7 separate regions of the Homo sapiens genome follow, and regions 2, 3, 4, 5, 6 and 7 are each linked to region 1. A link is a contact called in ENCODE Hi-C or POLR2A ChIA-PET data. All regions are on one chromosome and are shown on one strand. The core of a region is the stretch at or near the end of the contact, and the rest is flanking DNA. Distances in the headings are between cores, read along the strand shown. Region 1 holds the start of SCAMP4 (secretory carrier membrane protein 4). Region 2 holds the start of CIRBP (cold inducible RNA binding protein). Region 3 holds the start of SLC39A3 (solute carrier family 39 member 3). Region 4 holds the start of GADD45B (growth arrest and DNA damage inducible beta). Region 5 holds the start of TIMM13 (translocase of inner mitochondrial membrane 13). Region 6 overlaps GNG7 (G protein subunit gamma 7). Region 7 overlaps GNG7 (G protein subunit gamma 7).

Evidence for each region. Hi-C counts contacts between places; a loop is a spot of excess contacts on that map. ChIA-PET counts read pairs that join two places held with the same protein, here RNA polymerase II (POLR2A). Pooled maps may share reads with other maps.
Region 2: a loop to region 1 is called in a pooled map, with 4 times the contacts of the local background. The contact joins the promoter of CIRBP here to the promoter of SCAMP4 in region 1. A Hi-C loop is called at or near these places in 6 of 50 pooled maps. POLR2A ChIA-PET finds 5 or more read pairs at or near these places in 4 of 52 experiments (CD4-positive, alpha-beta T cell, H1, MCF 10A and 1 more).
Region 3: a loop to region 1 is called in a pooled map, with 6 times the contacts of the local background. The contact joins the promoter of SLC39A3 here to the promoter of SCAMP4 in region 1. A Hi-C loop is called at or near these places in 4 of 50 pooled maps.
Region 4: a pooled map shows a loop between it and region 1 (7-fold over the local background). The contact joins the promoter of GADD45B here to the promoter of SCAMP4 in region 1. A Hi-C loop is called at or near these places in 6 of 50 pooled maps. POLR2A ChIA-PET finds 5 or more read pairs at or near these places in 5 of 52 experiments (GM10248, MCF 10A, activated CD4-positive, alpha-beta T cell and 1 more).
Region 5: a map with no recorded cell type shows a loop between it and region 1 (22-fold over the local background). The contact joins the promoter of TIMM13 here to the promoter of SCAMP4 in region 1. A Hi-C loop is called at or near these places in 1 of 37 single-sample maps with no recorded cell type and 8 of 50 pooled maps. POLR2A ChIA-PET finds 5 or more read pairs at or near these places in 3 of 52 experiments (HepG2, Panc1 and activated CD4-positive, alpha-beta T cell).
Region 6: a loop to region 1 is called in a pooled map, with 4 times the contacts of the local background. The contact joins the enhancer-like site here to the promoter of SCAMP4 in region 1. A Hi-C loop is called at or near these places in 2 of 37 single-sample maps with no recorded cell type and 6 of 50 pooled maps. POLR2A ChIA-PET finds 5 or more read pairs at or near these places in 1 of 52 experiments (B cell).
Region 7: a pooled map shows a loop between it and region 1 (4-fold over the local background). The contact joins the enhancer-like site here to the promoter of SCAMP4 in region 1. A Hi-C loop is called at or near these places in 1 of 50 pooled maps. POLR2A ChIA-PET finds 5 or more read pairs at or near these places in 2 of 52 experiments (H1 and WTC11).

The regions. Positions count from the first base shown.
Region 1 is chr19:1,903,664-1,906,788 of GRCh38, forward strand. SCAMP4 (secretory carrier membrane protein 4) reads left to right here and starts at 1,736. Exons shown (of 7, transcript NM_079834.4): 1 at 1,736-1,776. ADAT3 (adenosine deaminase tRNA specific 3) reads left to right here and starts at 1,736. Exons shown (of 2, transcript NM_138422.4): 1 at 1,736-1,776. RefSeq lists enhancers at 730-789, 1,070-1,129, 2,150-2,239 and silencers at 1,460-1,789, 1,840-1,989.
Region 2 is chr19:1,267,894-1,270,691 of GRCh38, forward strand. It overlaps CIRBP (cold inducible RNA binding protein), which reads left to right and starts at 1,439. Exons shown (of 6, transcript NM_001300829.2): 1 at 1,439-1,517. CIRBP-AS1 (CIRBP antisense RNA 1) reads right to left here and starts at 2,367. Exons shown (of 2, transcript NR_027271.1): 1 at 1,932-2,367; 2 at 1-497. RefSeq lists silencers at 1,116-1,325, 1,536-1,695, 1,746-2,055.
Region 3 is chr19:2,738,363-2,741,348 of GRCh38, forward strand. It overlaps SLC39A3 (solute carrier family 39 member 3), which reads right to left and starts at 1,655. Exons shown (of 3, transcript NM_144564.5): 1 at 1,583-1,655. RefSeq lists silencers at 751-1,018, 1,427-1,826 and enhancers at 1,137-1,186, 1,887-1,936.
Region 4 is chr19:2,474,257-2,477,376 of GRCh38, forward strand. It overlaps GADD45B (growth arrest and DNA damage inducible beta), which reads left to right and starts at 1,871. Exons shown (of 4, transcript NM_015675.4): 1 at 1,871-2,146; 2 at 2,273-2,374; 3 at 2,773-2,995. The coding sequence starts at 2,103. RefSeq lists silencers at 512-651, 1,022-1,131 and enhancers at 1,872-1,941, 1,943-2,530, 2,512-2,601, 2,531-3,120, 2,762-2,871 and 2 more.
Region 5 is chr19:2,426,336-2,429,103 of GRCh38, forward strand. It overlaps TIMM13 (translocase of inner mitochondrial membrane 13), which reads right to left and starts at 1,251. Exons shown (of 3, transcript NM_012458.4): 1 at 1,079-1,251; 2 at 921-989; 3 at 1-711. The coding sequence starts at 1,198. The coding sequence ends at 613. It overlaps LMNB2 (lamin B2), which reads right to left. Exons shown (of 12, transcript NM_032737.4): 12 at 1,831-2,768. RefSeq lists enhancers at 1-741, 742-1,487, 1,572-1,721 and a silencer at 932-1,021.
Region 6 is chr19:2,619,354-2,622,162 of GRCh38, forward strand. All of the region lies in intron 2 of GNG7 (G protein subunit gamma 7), which reads right to left. Among named protein-coding and RNA genes, the nearest start is that of MIR7850, 10 kb to the right of the region's middle. RefSeq lists enhancers at 1-112, 1,445-1,744, 2,624-2,809. Within about 2 kb of position 1,543, at least 25 of the 41 ENCODE cell types and tissues checked have a DNase peak (open chromatin) inside an H3K27ac peak, as active enhancers do; they include B cell, where a contact is called at or near this core.
Region 7 is chr19:2,542,185-2,545,227 of GRCh38, forward strand. The region is part of intron 3 of GNG7 (G protein subunit gamma 7); the gene reads right to left. Among named protein-coding and RNA genes, the nearest start is that of GADD45B, 68 kb to the left of the region's middle. RefSeq lists enhancers at 1-204, 1,025-1,844, 1,479-1,538, 1,845-2,664, 2,665-3,043 and 2 more and a silencer at 2,029-2,118. Within about 2 kb of position 1,525, at least 34 of the 41 ENCODE cell types and tissues checked have a DNase peak (open chromatin) inside an H3K27ac peak, as active enhancers do.

The DNA.
Region 1 (3,125 bases), core at 486-2,985:
CAAGTGATTCTCCTGCCTCAGCCTTCCCAGCAGCTGGGATTAAAGGCCCCTGCCACCATGCCTGGCTAATTTTTGTATTTTTAGTGGAGATGGGGTTTCGCCATGTTGGCCAGGCTGGTCTCGAACCCCTGACCTCAGGTGATCCACCCACCTTGGCCTCTCAAAGTGCTGGGAGTACAGGCATGAGCCACCGCATCCGACCTTGAAATGCACTTTCTTTGAAACACGTCCTCCCCTTTCTCACCATAAACTCCCTCACACTCTGCAGGTTTACCTAACTGTATGCATCTAATTATGTGATTACCTAAAAGTTCCAGGAACAGGCTGGGCACGGTGGCTCACGCCTGTAATCTCAGCACTTTGGGAGGCCGAGGCGGGCAGATCACCTGAAGTCAGGAGTTTGAGACCAGCCTGACCAACATGGAGAAACCCCATCTCTATTAAAAATACAAAATTAGCCAGGTGTGGTGGCGTGTGCCTGTAATCCCAGCTACTCGGGAGGCTGAGGCAGGAGAATCACTTGAATCTGGGAGGTGGAGGTTGCGGTGAGCTGAGATCGTGCTGCTGCACTCCAGCCTCGGTGACAAGAGCGAGACTGTCTCGAAAAAAAAGAAAAAAGAAAGAACGTTTTAGAGCTAATCTGGAGACAGGCCAAGCACGGAGACCCACCTGCAAAATCCCAGAGATTTCCTCAAGGTGGTCTGCAACCCGGCCCTTATTAGGATGAGGCCAGCCTGCGCTTTTAAGCCACCAAAATTCATGAACACACAGAGCTTATAATCAGCACCTCCCCTGCACACCCACCATTCCCAGTTCCCCTTTTTTAGCCCCTCACCCCAGCCTCAAGTTTGAAGGGGTTTCTGGAGGCCTAAACCAGCTGCCTCCCTGCTGCGAACTCTGAAAGGAAGTCACCTTCCTTTCACTGCACTTTTTCCTCCTTACTGGTTTGTCAAGACTCTGGCATCGGAGCCTGAGCTGGTTACAGCCAGGCACTGTCAAGCTGTTGGGGGAGGGGATGACAAATTCCCTCCCGTTGAGAACCACTTGGTTAAACCTGTCCAACTGGAAGGAGTAACAAATTGCTCATAAAATATGCATGTTTTGGTGAAACCCCTTCTCTACTAAAAGTACAAAAACTAGCCAGAAATCGCTTGAACCCAGGAGGTGGAGGTTGCAGTGAGCCTAGCACTGCACTCCAGCCTGGGTGACAGACTGAGGCTACGTCTCAAAAAAAAAAAAAAAAATGTGCTTGTTTGGCCCAGGAGAGGCAAGAGGTCTTCTTCACCTACGTTACTGGTGAGAAAACTCAAACCTGAGGGCGGCCCACGCCGGAGTGCAGTAACAGGCAGAACTGGAACCTGGCCCCATCCCGGACTCAGGGGACGGGTGTCATATACCCCCTCTGCCTCATCCTTCCCACTCTGCTAACCTTCCAAAGATCCCCCGGGTTCCGAGTTTTCCCTGGCCGCTTGATGGGATTCGAACCTGCAAACTCAGCGCTCGCCCAGCGCAGCGGCCCCGCCTCTCCTCCCCTCCCGCCGCCCGGAGGTCATGTGAGCGCAGTGCCGGAGCGGGGCGGGGCGAGGCGGCGGCGCGCAGTGCCTACTAGCAATTGTAGTCCTTGCCCCACCTTGGCCTGGCGAAGATCCCGCCCCTGGAACTACGCTCCCGTCGTGCTCCGCGGCTCCAGGCGGAGACGAGGCGGGGTGAGGTGGGTTGGGCCGGGCCGGTTGCTAAGACTTGGCGAAGCGCTGCGCTCGCGCCCGGATCCCTCAGGTAAGCGCGCGGCCCCGAGGTCTCGGGTTCTCCAGGCTCAGACTTCCCCAGAGGGGGAGTAGGGGCTGACATGGGGGGTCTCGGCGGTGAGGGGCGCCGGCCGTTTGTGGGGAGAAAACGGGGGGCCCAGGCCAGCCTCGCGCGCGTCTCGGGCGGGCCGGTGGGCGACGCGGGGAGGCGGCGCGAATGCGCGTGCGCGCGCGCGCGCGGCGCTGGCCTGGGGGAAGCCTCAGGACCGCGCTCCCCCGGGCCTAGCGCCTTTCTGCGCGTGTGCGCCCTTATGGTCGGTGCGGGAGACCCCGTATCCTCCAGCTGCTTCCGGTGGCCCTTCCTCAGGTCATGTCCCGCAGTCCCCTGCCTCTGAACCGCGCTCTCGCGAGTTTCCGTAGCCTTCGCGTCCTTCCTCCCCAGCTCTGATTCGCCTTTATGTGGAGATTCCCCTAGGCCTTGGTACATCCCCAGAATTGACCATCGTTCCTCATCGTTACCTAGAGTATGAGTTTTTCAGGTTTTTGTATCACAGGCCCCCAGTTATCTCCCACACACTACCCCGAGGACCGAGGTTCCCCGCTGTCTTGCAGAGAAGGCCTCCTTGTAGGGTGGCCAGAAACAGAGGATCGACTCCGTGGAAACAAGGACGGCTGGGTGCAGTTCCTCACCCTATAACCCCAGCACTTTGGGAGGCCAAGGCGAGTGGATCACCTGAGGTCCGGAGTTCGAGACCAGCCTGTCTAACATGGTGAAACTCCATCTCTGCCAAAAATACAAAAATTAGCTGGGCGTGGTGTCACGCGCCTGTAAAACCAGCTACTGGGGAGGCCAAGGCAGGAGAATCGCTTGGACTTGGGAGGTGGAGGTTGCAGTGAGCCAAGATGGCACCATTGTACTCCAGGCTGAGCAAGCTAGCAAGACTCACTCTCCAAAAAAAAGAAAAAAAGATTTTTTTTTAATAAGCCAGGCATGGTGACACATGTCTGTGGTCCCAGCTACTTGGGAGGCTGAGGCAGGAGGATTGCTTGAGCCCCGGAGGTTGAGGCTGCAGTGAACTGTGATGGCACTACTGCATTCCAGCCTGGGCAACAGAGCGAGACCCTGTCTCTAAATAAATAAATAAAATACATACGTGTAGCGCCGGCCGTGGTGGCTCACGCCTGTAATCCTAGCACTTTGGGAGGCCAAGGCGGGTGGATCACGAGATCAGGAGATCAAGACCATCCTGGCTAACACGGTGAAACCCTGTCTCTACTAAAAATAAAAAAAAGCCAGGCATGGTGGTGGACGCCTGTGGTCCCGGCTACTCCCAAAGGAGGCTGAGGCAGGAAAATGGTGTGAACTCAGGAGGCAGAGCT
Region 2 (2,798 bases), core at 189-2,688, 640 kb before region 1:
CTGTAGTGGGGGGGCCCGAGGTGCAGAGGGGGTGGTGATGAATCACACAGCTGCTGCCTGGGGGAGGGGGTCTTGAGCCCATGAGGGGTCCCAGAGACCTTGTCACTGGAGACAGCGCCCCTGGCTACCCCCACCTCGATCCACTTGAGGGTGGAAGTGAGTCTGAGGTCAGGAGTGGGGCCGGGATTTCCCTGGGATGAGCAGCAAAGCGGGGGTCTCTGTACGCCAACTTCCCCCAGCTTGTCAGCAGAGGGTCATCCCTCCGAAGACTTTCTGGGGCAGAGAGGCAGGGGTCCGCGCTGGCTTCTTCCACCAGGGCTGGGGGAGGCGGCGGCATGAGATGACTCCTGGGCGAGGAGCAAGTGGTGGCCATAGAGGGCCCCCCAGAGGCTTTGGGGCCGCCGAAGAGTAGTGAGTGAGGGTCCTTGTAAAGCTGGTTCTCCAGATGGCGGCGGCTTTAAGACTCCCCTCCGCCAACCAGGCTCAGTAGGGGAGGCCTGTGGAAGGAGAGAAAAGGCCTGGGTGGAGGAGCAGAGTGGGCCTGGCCCCGCGTGGGGAGCGAGTGCGCCGTTGCTGTGCAGCACGGTGGGAGGGGAGGCCGAGGGCCGGGCGGAGTGCTGGGGTGCAGTGGGGACTCGGGGTGTCCGCCTGCACCCGACAGCAGGGACGCACAACACTATCCGGCCAGGCGAGTGTGGGGGTGTGGGCCACGCACCCAGCCGTGATAATCGCGGTTCCAGTGGGAGTTAGGCTTGGGTGCGGGTTGGAGTTTGTAGGCAAACTGGGTTGCGTAAAGTTGGGGTGCACCAAAGTGTGGCGATGTAGGAAGAATTGGGATTGCGAATATTGGGGTTCGCATGAATGGGGTTGTCTCTGTTGGGGTTTTGGTGGGCATGGGGTTGATGGCAGGAATGGAGTGCTGGGGTGCTGGGAAAACTGGGACGTCGGTTGTATTGGCAAGAATATCACGACAGGTGTCGGGGTTCAGATGAAGTTGGGATGTCTGACAGCCGGGTCTTGGTTGGGTAGGGGATCTGGGCTAGGTTGTTATGTCGGGACTGCTGGAGCACAGGCAAAGTCGGGGTCCCAGTGACACCCAGAAGTCCCCATGAGGCCTGAGGCCTGGGAATCGGGGCTAGAGGCCCATTTGTTCCCCGCCGCAGGCCAGGGAGCAGGCACGCGTAACTGGGTCAGCCCCGCCCCGCCCCGCCGCGCGCTGGTCACGCCCCCTCGAGCGCGGGTGGAGGACTGCGGACTGCAAACGTCTCGGCCAATAGTCGAGCCCGACACCAGTCCGCGGGAGGGGGCGGAACCGAGATAGACTCGGCCCCCAGCTCATGAATATAAGACGCAGGCGCGCCCTCTGATTGGCCCAGGATGTGTAGGGGGCGGGGCCCGGCGGAAGCGTATATAAGGCCGGGCTCGGGGACGCCCCCCCCTCACTCGCGCGTTAGGAGGCTCGGGTCGTTGTGGTGCGCTGTCTTCCCGCTTGCGTCAGGGACCTGCCCGACTCAGTGGTGAGGGCCCTGGCTGCACCGGCTCCGAGGAGCTCGGGGCGGCGGGCGGCCTGCGGCGGCCAGGCGAGGCGGGGCCGCAGCGGCACGCCCCTGGGAGGGGGCGGGCCCGGGGTGGAGTCCGCCCCGCCGGCGGCGAGGGACAGCGGGAGATTGGGCCGAGTAGCGGCCAGAGGGCCTCTCCCCGCCGGTCCGGGCCGCCGGCGACCCGGTTGCCGCCGCAAAATGGCGGCCGCGAGCTCGAGGCTGTGCCCAGCGAAATGGCGGGAGCGCCGAGTTCCCGGATGGAGTGGCGCAGGGTGCGCGCGGGGCGCATGCGCACGCGGCGGGGGCGGGGCCACGTGGCGCCCCCGGTCTCCAGGGCCGCTTTCCCGGCCTTGGGGCTGGAGGTATCCACACACCAACGCTTTTGCTTACCGAGCCTTAGTTTCCTCCTTTTCCCATTGCGATTGCATGAGGGAAAGGACGGCCTCGTAAATCTTGGGTAGGCGTGGCCCGTTCTAGTGTGGTTCCTCGTCTGCCACGTCGTGCTTTGCGCCCAAAGTTTGGTCCAAGTTGGCACAGCTCCCAGTGCCAGACTTCCAAGTCTAGTTCTCAGAGCCACTGGGTGGCGGCCATTCCCAGCCAGTGAATGCTTTGTCTGTGTCAGCACTGACCGCCCCCTTAAATAGCCAGTTCTCCTAAATGCCACTTCCCCTGCCTGGAAATCCTGCCTTATCACTTCCGGGGCCATCCCTTCCCGATTCCCGGCCTAGGTCCTGGCTATGGAAGTCAGTACCTGCCCTGAGGTGCCCCCCAGGACGGGGCGGCCTCCCTGACAGCCAGCCCCCCCCCCAGTCTCAGGAGGCATTTTACAGTGAGCAGAAGCACGTTCTGGTCCAGCAACAAGTAGATGTCAGTTGGTTAGGGTAGGAGTTGGCACCCGTTCGGAAATAGGAGAACCTGAGAGTGCAGTCCTGCCCAGGGCACAACTGGAAGGCTGTGGGGGAAGGGAGACACCCATTGTGGAAATGGGTGCGGCCTGCCTTCAGTCTTGGGGGTGGATGGAGTAAATTATTTGAATTAAGAAGTCCTAGGTGGCTGGGTGCGGTGGCTCACACCTGTAATCCCAAAACTTTGGGTGGCCAAGGTGGGAGGATTGCTTGAGCCCAGGAGTTTCAGACCAGCCTGGGCAACAGAGCAAGACCCCATCTCTACTAAAACAAATTTAAAAAAATTATCCAGGCGTGGTGGTGTACACCTACAGTCCCAGTTTCTTGGGAGGCTGAGGTAGGAGGATTGCTT
Region 3 (2,986 bases), core at 405-2,904, 830 kb after region 1:
GATGGTGGTGGTCCATGGCTTCCCCATGCCCCGAAATAAAGTCTAAACTCTGTACCCTGAGGCTGAAGCTCTGCATGACAAGCTCCTGCCTCGCCTCGGCCCTCACTGGTCCTTTCTGTGCCAAGCTTGCTCGTGCCTCAGGACCTCTGCATGGGTTCTCCTCTCTCCACCTGGAACACTGCTCTCTTTCCCCTGACCTTCCAGCGAGGCCTCCTTCTTCTTTCTTGCTTCTCTGCATCCAGGACCCCTCAAAAGGGCCTCCCTCGGTTGGGAGTGGTGGCTCACACCTGTAATCTCAGCACTTTGGGAGGCTGAGGTGGGCAGATCACCTGAGGTCGAGAGTTCGAGACCAGCACCTGAGGTCGAGAGTTCAAGACCAGCCTGGCCAACACAGTGAAACACTGTCTCTACTAAAAATACAAAAATTAGCTGGGTGTGGTAGTGGGCACCTGTAATCCCAGCTACTTGGGAGGCTGAGGCAGGAGAATCACTTGAACCCAGGAGGTGGAGGTTGCAGTGAGCCAAGATCAAGCCATTGCACTCCAGCCTGGGTGACAGAGTAAGACTCTGTCTCAAAAAAAAAAAAAATTAGCTGGGCATGGTGGTACGTGCCTGTAATCCCAGTTACTCGGGAGGCTGAGGCAGGAGAATTGCTTCAACCCAGGAGGTGGAGCTTGCAGTGAGCCGAGATCGCGCCATTGTACTCCAGCCTGGGCTGCAGAGCAAGACTCCGTCTCAAAAAAAAAAAAAAAAAAAAAAAAAGGGCCTCCCTCTCTGCCCCTGGCTGACTCCTGCCCTAAACCATATCCCTGTACCCGCCGGAAGGCCTGCTGCAGAACAGATACTCAAAAACCGCTGGCTGAACACATGGACGAGGGGAAGCGTGTGGCCACTGATAAGGGCCGCATTTTACCTGATGCAATGGGCCAAAGTGAAGTCGGTTTCACCCTGGACCCCAAAATGTCACCGTTCTTAGGAGGAATCTCAGCTCCTCCCCTGTCCTTGAGTTTTCCCCAACTGGGTTTTCTCCCCCACCATCAGCCCCAAGCGCCTCATGGCCCCGCTACCTCACTGCATTCAGGTCTTCGGGTCACTGCTCAGATGTCTCCACTCAGAGCTCTCCCCGCCCCCTTCCCTGGTGTTATTTTCTTTTATTTTGTGCTACAGAGGGAGCTAGGAATTACATTATTTTAAGTCATTTAAAGTCGTCCCTCCCCCCCGGCGGTGAGCTGGGCGGGACCAGGCTGTCTGTCTTGCTCAGGGCCAGCTGCACCCAGCGCAGAGCCACCCAGGCACACAGTAGGCGCCCAATAAAGACCTGTCCGGCATCTGGATACCTCAGTCTGTACAGTGAAGGTGAGGGTGGCCTGCACGCTCTCAAACCGGAGGCTGCTCGGGCCGGGATGAGGAGGGCACGGGCTCATTCATTCAATCAGCACTTATTGAGCGCCTTCTGTGTGCCTCGCGCTACCGGGCACCGGAGACGGGCCTCGGCTAACGTGCGGGTAGAGTCCAACAGACCCCCGGCCGCTCAGCGCCGCCCCGCCCCGCCGCCCCAGGTCCTCTCTCTGCCCGCACCTACCTCCCGGGGGCCCCTCGTCCGCCGACTGGCGCCGCTGCACGCCCAACGGCCGCGCAGTCTCGACCCCACAGACGCGGCCCGGAGAGGCCCCGCTCGGCGCGGCTGGTCCACGCCCCGCCCACGCCCCTGCCCATTGGCCTCCCCGAGACCCGCTGGCAGAACTTTCCATACTATTGGCTGCGAAACCTGCCACTCATATGCGACTCCACCTCTCCTACCGGCACAGGAAAGGGGTTTCCTCCCGCTGAGCGGCGGGCGCAGCCACCAAGCGGCCCCGGCGGGAAACCCGGATTGGCGAGGAACGGTTCCGGCAGGGTTGGGTTTCCAGAGCTGTCCAGGGGCGCCTGGTGCTGAATCCCGCTTGGAAAGAGGCTTGGAGGTGGATGGGAAGGGATTTCCAACGGAGGCGGCTCCTCTCTCAGCGTCCTCGCTGCTGATCCCCTTACCGACGGCTGAAGAAGCAGATTCATCCCTTCAACAAATCTCTGTTGATAGGCAGGAGGAGTAAGTCCAAGAGATCGACTGTACATCATGGTGGCTACAGCTCGTAACAATGCATTGCATACTGCAAAATTGCTAAGAAAGTAGATGTTACATGTTCAAACCATGAAAAAATAAGTATAGGAGGTAACGCGTAAGTTAAAAACCAAATCTTGGCAGGGCGCAGTGGCTCACACTTGTAATCTCAGCACTTTAAGAGACCGAGGCGGGAGGATCGCTTGAGTCCAGGAGTTCAAGGCCAGCCTGGGCAGCATAGTGAGACCCCATCTCTAAAAAAAAAAAAAAGGTTTTTTTTGAGACAGAGTCTCGCTCTTGTCACTCAGGCTGGAGTGCAATGGCGCGATCTTGGCTCACTGCAACTTCCGACTCCCGTGTTCAAGCGATTCTCCTGCCTCAGCCTCCCGAGTAGCTGGGATTATAGGCGTGTGCCACTATGCCGGCTAATTTTTGTGTTTTTAGTAGAGACGGGGTTTCACCATGTTGGCCAGGCTGGTCTTGAACTCCTGACCTCAGGTGATCCTCTTACCTTGGCCTCCCAAAGTGCTGGGATTACAGGCATGAGCCACTGCGCTTGGCCTGATGACTTGATTCTAACAAATAGAAAATGGCAAATGAATGGGATGTCATTCTGCGATTAGGCTATGAGAGATTGTGACTTCTGTTTTGCCAGCAGAGCCTGTCTCTCGCCTTCTCAGCCTACGTGTCTTGACAAAGCAAGCTAAGATGCTGGAGAGATCCAGAGGGAAAGGAACTGAGGGTGTCCTCCAGCCAACAGTCAGCAAGGCAATGAGACCCTCAGCACAAGCGTCCATAAGGAACCAAATGCTACCAACAGCCATGAACGTGATCATGGAAGAGGGTCCTGCCCCAGTTGAGCCTTTGGATGACTGCTTCACTTCAATT
Region 4 (3,120 bases), core at 621-3,120, 570 kb after region 1:
GCCTCAGCCTCCTAATGTGCTGGGATTACCCAGCCTGCAATACTTTTTAAAAATCAAAATCAATGCCCAAGTATCCATGAGGAACAAAATATCAAAATTGTAAATAAAGACAGAATCTGACTTTGCACTTATCCCACCCACCTCCCTGATCTTCCTTATCTTCAGCTCATGTTGGCCATGTTGGTCAGGTTGGTCTCGAACTCCTGACCTCAGTTGATCCGCCCGCCTCGGACTCCCAAAGTGCTGGGATTACAGGCGTAAGCCACCGCGCCCGGCCGATTTAACTTTTAAATTGAAATTATAAAATATAAATATGTATGTTGCATGCGTAAAACATTGCATAAAGTTACATAAAACGTTGCAACCGCCACGGTCCCCTTATCCCCCGCCTCCAGCCCAGTGCCCCGCCCGTCCGTCCCTCTCTTCCGGCGCTGAGGGCGCAGAAACTCGGCGCGGCCACCAGATGGCGCCACCGCGCCTCGCAGCCCCGGGACATTTCGTGCCCCAGCGGTGGGCGGCGCGGAGGAGGTGGGATGCGTCAGCCGGACCCGCGGGCCGGGGAGCCGGGCAACTGGGGAAAGTGAGCCGCCGGGCGGAGGCCAGACCCCAGGCTGGCGGGGGAGGGGACTCAGATGTGAGTCACCCGGGAGCCCCCAGTCGACCGTGGGAGACGTTGTCATGCGGGGCCTGCCAGCCTCGCTCCTGAACAGCCTTCCCGGGGCGGCGGAGTCCTGCAGGCGGCCGTGCCTGGCGCACACGCGTGGCTCCAACACGAACTAGCCTATGGCCTCACCAAGCCTCAGTTTCCCCTTTTGCATAATGCACATAAGCATCCCCCCTGCTTCCCAGGTCTTGGATTAAATCATCCATGAATCCGGAGGGGTGGGGGGTACCAGGTCCGCACCACGCACTCAATGCAGGTCAGCGCCCACCCCGGAGTGAGAAATAAAAGTAGCCGTCATCCTTGCACGTGGGCCCTGGGTGGCGGCGTGCAGCCGGAGCCTGCACCATTCCCCTCAACAATGGCTTTCTCCAGGGCCTGGAGGCCTCCGCACGGGCAAAGGCTGGAACGCCAGGCAGCCGGCGGGGGCGGGGCCGCGCCACCTGCACCTCCCACGCGCACCCCACCCTGATACTCGCGGGGTCGGCGAGGAGGCGCCCACTTTCTTCTCCAGAGCGCCCCGGGCTTTGCAACCTCCCACTTTCGGGGCCCTCGAGGAGGCCTCCCGCGACCACCAGGTGACAGCTGATGTGTATTGGGCTCTTACTGTCAGCCGTATTTTATGCCATGCTCTGCAAACCAGCGAGGCCGGCGCTGCAGACCCATTACTCAGACGGGAACAGAGAGGCCGGGAGAAGCGAAATCACCCAGGGGCTGGGGTCGTCGCAGCCAGGAGAGACTCCGGCCCTCACCACCACCTGGGCGAGATCACGCTGCAAACGGGGCCCCTTCCCGGTGCAGCCCCTCCACCCCCAGCAGAACTTGGGAAAGGCGCGGTCCGGGACTCTCCGCGGATCGGGAGGGGATTCCAGGCCCCCCCGAAAGTCCGGGCCGCCTCGCGCGCTGGAAATCCCGCGCGCGCCCCGAACCGCGGCTCGGCTGCCGGGAAATCAGGAGAAAAAAACTTCTGCTTTTTTTTCTTTTCTGGCATTCGCGGTCACCTACCCGGCCCCCGCGCGCCCTCCTCCCGGTTCTCGCCCCCACGTGGGGCGCCCCCGCACGCCGCTCCTCCCCCTCCCCTCCGTCGGCCAACCGCAGAGCTAGCTGCACTCGCCCTTGTCTTTCCACCAATAGGAGGGGCGAATGACTCCACTGAGGCCACGCCCAATGTTCAAGTCTATAAAAGTCGGTGCCGGAGGCTCCCAGCTCAGATCGCCGAAGCGTCGGACTACCGTTGGTTTCCGCAACTTCCTGGATTATCCTCGCCAAGGACTTTGCAATATATTTTTCCGCCTTTTCTGGAAGGATTTCGCTGCTTCCCGAAGGTCTTGGACGAGCGCTCTAGCTCTGTGGGAAGGTTTTGGGCTCTCTGGCTCGGATTTTGCAATTTCTCCCTGGGGACTGCCGTGGAGCCGCATCCACTGTGGATTATAATTGCAACATGACGCTGGAAGAGCTCGTGGCGTGCGACAACGCGGCGCAGAAGTAAGTAGCCGGGGCTGCCGCCGCCTGAGGTCAGCCGGGACGGGATGGGTCGGGTTGGGCCGGGCCGGGAGCGGAACGTAGCACCCGGTGGTCCGCCCGTCACTGATCCCTCTTTCCTGGTCTCAGGATGCAGACGGTGACCGCCGCGGTGGAGGAGCTTTTGGTGGCCGCTCAGCGCCAGGATCGCCTCACAGTGGGGGTGTACGAGTCGGCCAAGTTGATGAATGTGTGAGTCAGACCCCCTTCCCGGGCTGGGCGCGGGTGGGACGGGACCTCCCCTCCGCTCTGGACGCTTTCCGCACGCTTGTCTTGCATGGAGCTGGGACTTCCCCAAGTGCCCCCCGCTGTGGATGCAGAGCTTCTCTGCCGTTTTGTGGATCGGGGGCTGCCGTATCCTGATGTATCGTCTGCAAACACCCCTCCCGCCGTGGGCCTGTCTCCCCCTACCCCATACTTTGAACCGTGTGCCCTCCCCTCCCCCCACCGTCACCAGCTTGCAGAGGCAATCCCCTGCACCCTTGCAGTTTCTCTTTTGCTCTTGCACGCTCCTTTTTTGCAAACTCCCCCTGCACGGTGGCCCCTCCCCTGTCCCCGGCTGACCCATCCCTACCCTTTGGCCCCCTCAGGGACCCAGACAGCGTGGTCCTCTGCCTCTTGGCCATTGACGAGGAGGAGGAGGATGACATCGCCCTGCAAATCCACTTCACGCTCATCCAGTCCTTCTGCTGTGACAACGACATCAACATCGTGCGGGTGTCGGGCATGCAGCGCCTGGCGCAGCTCCTGGGAGAGCCGGCCGAGACCCAGGGCACCACCGAGGCCCGAGACCTGCATTGTCTCCTGGTCACGGTGAGTCGGGCCTCTGCCCTGCCCCGCCACGCCCGGGCACCTGGGCCGGTGTTTGTCAACAAAGTCGGGCTGACTGGTCCTGCACAGCTCAGCGCTCAGCCACGTTTGGCATGTCCCGTGGGCAG
Region 5 (2,768 bases), core at 1-2,500, 520 kb after region 1:
GAAGCAGGGTCAAAGCAAGCCCTGACAAGGGGAAGGCTGTCCCCCTTAGCCTTTGGGGCAGGGGTGGCAGCAGCAACACATTCCTCGTGACTCAGCAGCCCGGTGGCACTAAGGGGAAAGATGGACTTCTCCCAACCCAGGGGAGGCTGAGACCCTCCGAGCTGGGGTTCCAGGGACACGCGTCACCTCTTCCCAGAGACCCCTCAGGAGGGAAATAAAGAGGTTTCTCTCCGTCCTCCACCAATTTATTTGCCCATCCGCAGGAGGTGACAGCTCCTGTGGTGTCTGACCACCCCCAACTCCGAAGTCCAGACAAGCTGTCCGCCCAGAATATGAGGCTGACTTGGGCACACTAGGGGAATACCCCAAAGGCCTGAAGGAGGTGCCACTGGGCTGCCAGCACTTCAGGAAGGCACAGGGCCCCACACCCCCGAGATCCAAGCTGCACTGGCTGGCAGGGGGCAGGGCGGGGGGTGGCGAGGACACAGTCCCGTGTGTCCCAGCACCGGTGCCACCCTCCTAAGCCCCGGGCAGGCAGTACGTACATGCGGACCCCGCCTCTCAAAGCACGTTTATGGAAATGAACAGGGTGGGGTGGCCCGCGCTCGCCGGTCACATGTTGGCTCGTTCCCGCTGCAGCCGCGAGTTGTAGGCGCGAGACACGGTGTTCCAGGCGTCCATGTAGCGGTCCATGCACATGGCGATGCACTTCTGCGGGAGCGGAGGGGCGCACGGCTCAGCTCGGGACTTCGCGGCCCCGGGGACCGCCCTGACCCCGGCTCCAGGACGCCCGGGCTGCAGACTACGCACGTGCAGTGACCACTCCGTCGCACCTCCCCGTTAGTCTGCGCACGCGCAGACACCTCCCCCCTCGAATCTAGGCCCTCGCGACCCTTGCCCCGAACCTCCGCGGGTCTCACCTGCTCGGAGTTGTCCAGGGAGCCCCCAGGTTTCCCTATACACTTCCGGAAACACTTGTCCGTCATCCTCTGTGGAGACACGCGAGGCTTTAGCCGCGACGTCGGCCCCCAGGGGTGGCCCTGTCGCCCCCAGCGCCCGTCCCCGGCCAGCCCCGCACCTGCAGCAGCTCCTGCGCGTTGGCCACGGCGATCTGCACTTTCACCTGCTCCATTATGAGCCCTGGGTCCAGCTTCCCGCTGCCGGAGCCCCCGAAATCGGAGCCGAAGCCGCCCTCCATGGCTCCGCAAAGTCAACCGGACCGAGGCCGCGTGCGCCGACTCGTAACTAACTGCGCCGGAAGCGGGCCGCCCGGGGCACCACGGGAAACGGAGTCCGCGCGGACGGGGACGGAGGACTACAACTCCCACACGACCGCGCGCGCCCGGGCCATTCAAGGTCGCGCGGGGGGCCCTCCGCTCATGCGGAGGCCTGGACCTGCCGTTACCTACACGAGCTACCCGTGGTTGCGACTCCGCGGGAAGAGGGAGGCCCTGACTTGGCCGGGGAGTAGGGGGGCTACTACGTGCGGCCGAGGCCGATCACTTTGTACTCACGCTCTGCCTCCAGCTCGTCCCGAAGGGCCTGCCGCGCATGCGCACGAGGCACCCGGCGCGTCTATACAGCGTGTTGCCGCCGGGGCGGAGCCCGGTCGCATCACGTGACGAAGAGTCAGCTTGTGCAACAGCGTCGGAGGCTCACTAGAAAAAAAAGGGCAGGGTCCCATGCATCGCCTGGGTCCTGTTTACACTAGCTACACTAGCCAGTGACCTTTTTCCTTGGGGGTGGAGGGATCTTTCTTAGACATCCGCTTCATTAGGGCAGAGGCCCCGGCTCGAGCTTCCCCTCAGGAATAAACTCAGAGGCAGAACCTAAAATCAAAATGTTTATTGGAGTGTTGTACAAAAAAGTTTCCAGTCATAAAATGTATATTACAAATCATTGGAAAAAAAAAAGAACACATTAGGCATGCATCTTCTTAAAAACCGAATCTCTGAAATGAAAGTCCATGCCAGCCCCAGCTGCAGCCCAGCTCCGTTTTTGCAGGTTGTGCTGTGACGCTCGCTGGACGCAGGGCTTGGAAGAGGCTGCAGGCGGCGACGCCCCAGGACTGAGGAGTCCCTCAGATCTTTAACAAAGAACTGCCGCGTGCAGGCTTCAGACCAACCCCAGCCAAAGCCGCTGGCATGAGGACAGGTGCATGATCGGATTCTGGGTCAGCCCGCAGGCCTCCCGGCTCCTGGGCTCAGCGGGGCAGGCTTCAGCGTTAACCTGGCGCTGTGCACCCCAGAACCCGCGTTGGTCCAGCAGGCGTGGGCCTCCCCCCAGGGCTGGGTGGCGTCTGATGCTTCGCAGGGAGGGCGCTAGGCTTCGAGTCACACGGCACGGGCTTACACAGAGGGATGGTTTCGCATCGTTCTAAGCGGCACACAGCTAAGCGTATTTGGGGACAAATGCAAATTGTTTCCCAGGCCATAAATAACTTTTAAAAATTTGATTTTCTTAGTGTTTCCAAAGACTCAATTCTCAATGAACCTCCAATTACCCACAGGCTGCCCAGTCCACGCTTCTCCCCACCCCCTTCAGCTAAGGGCACCCGCAGTCCTAGGACCACCCCCAGCTCCACCCAAGGCAAATGTAGGGTGGGGGGTTCTGTGGGCCTGGGGCGTGCTGTTTTCAGGACAGGACTGGGCAGCGTCTGGACATGAGGACCTGCGGGTTTTGGGGGGGACTTTGTCCCTGAGCCCAGCCTGCAAGGCTGTCGGCAAATCACAGACCAACTCCAGGATACAGCTTTGCTCCTCCAGAGC
Region 6 (2,809 bases), core at 293-2,792, 720 kb after region 1:
GCAGGCAGAGACTGTCCAGCCTGCAAAGGCTAAAACATTTGCCATCTGGATCTCTGCAGAAAAGTTTGCTACCCCAGGCCTCGCACATAGTAAGTTCATAGCAAGTATTTGTTTATAGTAAGGCTGAGCCCTAATCAGGGTGAAGGGCAAGGTCAGACATCGGAGGACCACTGAAATGTCCATTCTGTCCCACCTGGTACAGCAAACGCCACCATGGAGCAGGACTCAGCCATGAAAAGGAACAAGGCTCTGATGCCGGCCACAGTGTGGATGGACCTTGAGGACATCACACTCTATGAAAGGAGCCAGAGACAGAGGGCCACGCAGTGTGTGATCCCATTTCTACGAAATGTCCAGGACAGGCCCATCCATGGGGACAGGGAGGGGATGCGTGTGTGGCAGGGCTGCCGGGGGGAGATGGGGAGTGACTGCTCATGGGGGACAGGGCTTCTTTTGGGGGTGATAGGATGTTCCGGAATTAGATAAAGGAGATGGTTGCACAACTCTGTGAATGTAAAAACCGCTGAGCTGCACATTTTTAAAGGGTGAGTTTTACGCTGTGTCAGTTATATCTCAATAAAGCTAATCCTAGCATTTTGGGAGGACGAGGGGGGGGCGCGGATCACCTGAGGTCGGGAGTTCAAGACCAGCCTGACCAACATAAAGAAACCCCGTCTCTACTAAAAATACAAAATTAGCCAGGCATGGTGGTGCGCGCCTGTATTCGCAGCTACTTGGGAGGCTGAGGCAGGAGAATTGCTTGAACCCGGGAGGTAGAGGTTGCAGGTTGCAGTGAGCCGAGATCGCGCCATAGCACTCCAGCCTGGGCAACAAGAGCAAAACTCTGTCTCAAAAACAGAAAAGAAAAGAGGAGAGGGGAGGGGAGGGGAGGGGAGGGGAGGGGAGGGGAGAGGAGAGGACCCTGTAGAATGAAAGAAAGGCAGATCCCCCTGCACCCTGGCTACAGGCCGTCGTCCCGACCCCTCTCTCTGCAGGCAGGTCACTGCCCCCCTCACAAACCTCTGTCCTGATCCCCCAACCCACACACCAGAGCTGGGCCCATGCACCGGGAAACCTGCCACCCCAGGGGCCACTCCAGTCTCAGACCAACAGGATATTAAAAAAGGCGAAACCTCAGAACCGTTTCCTATCGAAACCAATTAGAAAGCTCTTGGGTATGAGTCCAATGTTTTCAAGCAACTAAAGGCAAAAGAGAAGATTTTCAACGAAACATCCCAGCTGGGGGTGAGCTTCTTAGGGTCCTGTCATCGGCCACCCTAGAGGGACCTAGGGGTGAGCTTATGCCGTCAGCACCCCCAGCCAACGTGGGTCGGCCAGTTAGCTGGGCGTGGTGTTGTGCGCCTGTAATCCCAGCTACTTGGGAGGTTGAGGCAGGAGAATTGCTTGAACCCGGGAAGTGGAGGTTGCAGTGAGCCGAAATCGTGCCATTGCACTCTGGCTCCGGGCAACAGAGCAAGACAGCTCTGTGCAGAGAACAGACTCCTGCGGTGGAAATGCTGGCTGCCTTTGAGGCTGGGTTCTGTGACCTTGGGTTTCCCAGCCTGAGCTTCCAGTTTCATTTATAAAAGGGGTGACGTGGCCGCCTTCCTGCAGGCGCTCTGAAGGTGGCAGATTACACAGAGGTGGTACGACTCATACAGGTTTCTGCAAACGGGGGCCCCATCAACAGTCACCTTTCCTTAGCACAGCGCCTTCCTCCTGGGGTGACCTCGCCCCTTCCTGCACACCCCAGGAGCTTCCTGAGACCTGAGTAAAGCTCACTTCCCTTGCAAGGGGTTTAGTGACGTCCCTTCAAAATTCTTGTCCACGGGGAACCTCGGAAAATGACTGTTACGGACTAATTGCATTTGCTTAAAACTTATGTTGAAGCTGGATGTGGTGGTCCACACCTGTGGTCCCAGCTACTCGGGAAGCTGAGGCGGGAGGATTGCTTGAGCCCTAGGATTTCAGGGCTGCAGTGAGCTATGATGCTGCCACTGCACTCCAGCCTGTGCAACACAGCAGCAAGACTCCAGACACAAAAAATTAATTAAAGAAAAATGGCTGGGCACAGTGGCTCACTCCTGTAATCCCAGCACTTTGGGAGGCCGAGGTGGGCAGATCACCTGAGATAAGGAGTTCGAGACCAGCCTGACCAACATGGACAAACCTCATCTCTACTAAAAACACAAAGTTAGCCGGGCGTGTTGGTGCGCGCCTGTAATCCCAGCTACTCGGGAGGCTGAGGCAGGAGAATTGCTTGAACCTGGGAGGCAGAGGTTGCAGTGAGCCAAGATGGCACCACTGCACTCCAGCCTGGGTGACAGAGCAAGACCTCATCTAAAACAAACAAACAAACAAACAAACAAAAACAAAGAAGGAGACACAGAGAGACAGCAGAAAACAGAAGCAGAGACTGGAGCAATTCGACGGTAAGCACAAGCCAGGTTTGCCAGAGCCCCCAGAAGCCAGAGGACGCGGAAGGATCCTCTCCTGTAGCGCCCAGGGGAGCACAGCTCTGCAGACAGCTTGGTTTAGTACTTCTGCCCTCCAGAACCGTGAGAGGACACACGTCTGCGGATTGATACTTCCGGGTCTGTGGTCACCTGTTATGGCAGCCACAAGAGGCTCGTCTGCCCCTTTTCTCTCCCCTTCCTTCATGCTGATCACCACGGAGGAGTGAGTTCGATTCCCTCTGCCTGCCCAAAACCCTCATCAACTTTTTTTTTTTTTCTCTCTCTTTTGAGACGGAGTCTTGCTCTGTCACCCAGGCTGGAGTGCAGTGGCGAGATCTCGGCTCACTGCAAGC
Region 7 (3,043 bases), core at 275-2,774, 640 kb after region 1:
GCTCACCGCAACCTCCGCCTCCCAGGTTCAAGTGATTCTCCTGCCTCAGCCTCCCGAGTAACTGCGATTACAGGCGCTCACAACCACATCCAGCTAACTTTTGTATTTTTTAGTCGAGACGGGGTTTCACCATGTTGCCCAGGCTGGTCTTGAACTCCTGGCCTCAAGCAATCCACCCACCGCGGCCTCCCAAAGTGCTGGGATTACAGGTGCGAGTCACCGCGCCTGGCCTGGGGTGGGTTTTTTCATTTGTGCACTGAATGTTTATTACTGACAGCCAGCAAGGAAAGGGGGACTGCGCCCTACGACTGCAAGGAAGTGAATTCAGGAAGAACCTGAATGAGCTGGGGACGACAACTGGAAGCTTCGCGTCAGACAGCAGGCGGCTCACGTTTCAGTTTCAGCCTGGGAGACCCTGGGCAGAGGACGTCATTGCACCATGACCTCCAGAACTGTAAGCTCAGGCAGGCGTGTTGCTCTAAGCCACCACATATGCAGTAGTTTCTTATGCAGTGTAAGGAGCTGATACGCAAGGCCAGGATGGGACTGGTTGGGGTCTCCAGGCTGGAGGGCCCCCCGGTGAGCAGGCATGGGGTCCCACAGCCCAGGACAGCTTCAGCTCTTATTTGCCATCTGCTGCTGCTAGGTGTTAGACGCTGGACTGAGCATGCTGCACACATCATCTCTGCTGTTTTCCTTTTTTTTTTTTTTTTTTGGTGGTTTTTGTTTTGTTTTGTTTTGTTTTTGAGGCAGAGTCTCGCTCTGTCACCCAGGCTGGAGTGCAATGACGCCATCTCGGCTCCCTGCAACCTCCGCCTCCCAGGTTCAAGTGATTCTCCTGCCTCAGTCTCCCGAGTAGCTGGGATTACAGGCATCCACCACCACACCAGGCTTATTTTTTATTTTTATTTTTTTGTAGAGACAGGGTTTCACCATGTTGGCCAGGCTGGTCTCAAACTCCTGATCTCAAGTGATCCACCTGCCTTGGCCTCCCAAAGTCCTGGGATTCCATGTATGAGACGCCGTGCCTGGCCTCCTTTTTTTTTTTTTTTTTGACACAGGGTCTTGCTCTGTCACCCAGGCTGGAGTGCAGTGGTGCAATCACAGCTCACTGCAGCCTTGACCTCCTGGCCTCCAGAGATCCTCCCACCTCAGCCTTCTGAGTAGCTGGGACTACAGGTGTGCACCACCATGCCCGGCTAATTTTTAATATTTTTTCTTTTAGAGCTGGGGCCTCACCGTATTGCTCAGGCCAGTCTCAAACTCCTGGGCTCAAGCAATCCCTCTGCTTCGGCCTCCCAAAGTGCTAGGATCCCGGGCATGAACCCCCGCTCCCGGCCTGCAATTTTTCTTTTCACAGCCCTGAGATGAGGGTGCAGCATTAAAACCCGTGCAGAGGGTGGCTGCTTCTCCATGAGCCGAGCAAACCGTCCTCCCATGGCTGCTTCCTGTAAACCGGCTCCTAAGGCCAGCGGGCGTTTGCTCTCCTGACGGCACAGGAAGTCAGGCTCAGCGAATTCCAGCTCAGAGCGGGCTCTGGCGGCTTCCAGGCAGCTCCACAATGAGGCGGCTGCGCTTTTCCAGTCTGCTCATCAAAGCAGAGCCAGCCTTGTGTGGCGCGGCGTGCCGGGGTGAGTCAGCCCCGGGGGAAGGTGGCCTTGAAGGCGGGAGGGGCGGCCGGCCTGCAGCAGCAACGTGAGAACAGAAGCAACCTTCATCTGGCTCTAAAACTTCCAGAACCAGTAGCTTTATAGCTCGCAGAGCTCCTGGACTCTTTCCTCCTGGGGGTCTGGCAATCCCCCACCTCTCACCCCTCCAAACCTCTGCCTGCCTCGAAAAAGGAAAGAAAAATAAACCCCAAGCAACAAAACCAGCAACCAGATTTGGCAGGAGGGGAGACAATGCTTGGAGTGGAAACGTCAGCCCTTCCCCGTGGAGGGATGACTGCTTCTGAGAACACAGTGTTCAGAGACAAGAGAGACAGGGTGTTATGTTTAGAGAGGAAAAGATCCAAACCCAAACAAAATGGAACAGTAGTTTGGGAGAGAAGAGAAGGCTCCGAGGCACTGTGAGGAACAAGTCGCCTTCGTACAGTGGCTGGGGCAGCTGGGTTTGCAGAGAGCTGTGTCCCTGGGCACCTGCGTCAATGTGCACATCTGCACGCCTGCTGTGGGCACGAGGGCCTCAGCCATGAGCACCCCCGGGAGCCATGAGGACCTCAGTGCATCTCACAGAAGCCCCTGAGGACAGTGTGCAGTGGCGCGATCTCGGCTCACTGCAACCTCCGCCTCCCGGGTTCAGGAGATTCTCCTGCCTCAGCCTCCTGAGTAGCTGGGGTTATAGGCGCCCCCCACCCCCACCACGCCCAGCTAATTTTTGCATTTTTAGTAGAGATGGGGTTTCACCATGTTGGCCAGGTTGGTCTCAAACTCCTGACCTCAGGTGATCTGCCCACCTTGGCCTCTCAAAGTGCTGGGATTTTAGGCATGAGCCACCGTGCTGGGCCAACAGTGGCTCTTAATTGGGGGGGTGGGTGATTCAGCCCCGCCAGGAAACCCTGGGCGATGCCTGAGACATCTGTGGTTGTCGGGGTTGGGGGAGCTCCTGGCATGGAGTGGGTGGAGGCCAGGGGCGCTGCTCAGCAACCGTAAGTGCCCAGCACAGCCTCACCCCAGAGAAGGATCTTACCCCACTGTCCACAGTGCTGAGGGAGAAGACCCTGAGTTAATTATTTGGGGAAAATGGGGTTCAATCCCTACCCACACTAGAATAAGCTCCCAACGGGATGGATGGTGTGAACCAGGGGGACCCCCAACTCCTGGGATTCACCTCCTCTCTCCCTCCCAGCTCGGTGTGGATTTCATTGTGTGCAGCCTCCTGGGACCTCAGCACAGCAGAGGATCATGGGACGCAGAGTCTCTTGGGGGTCCGTGGAATCCCCTATCCCTGGGGGTTTCACCTAGAGGTAATTCCGTCCCCCAGGGGACCCTGGGCGCTGTCTGGCGACATCTGTGGTTGTCGTAACTGGGGGGTGCTCCTGGCA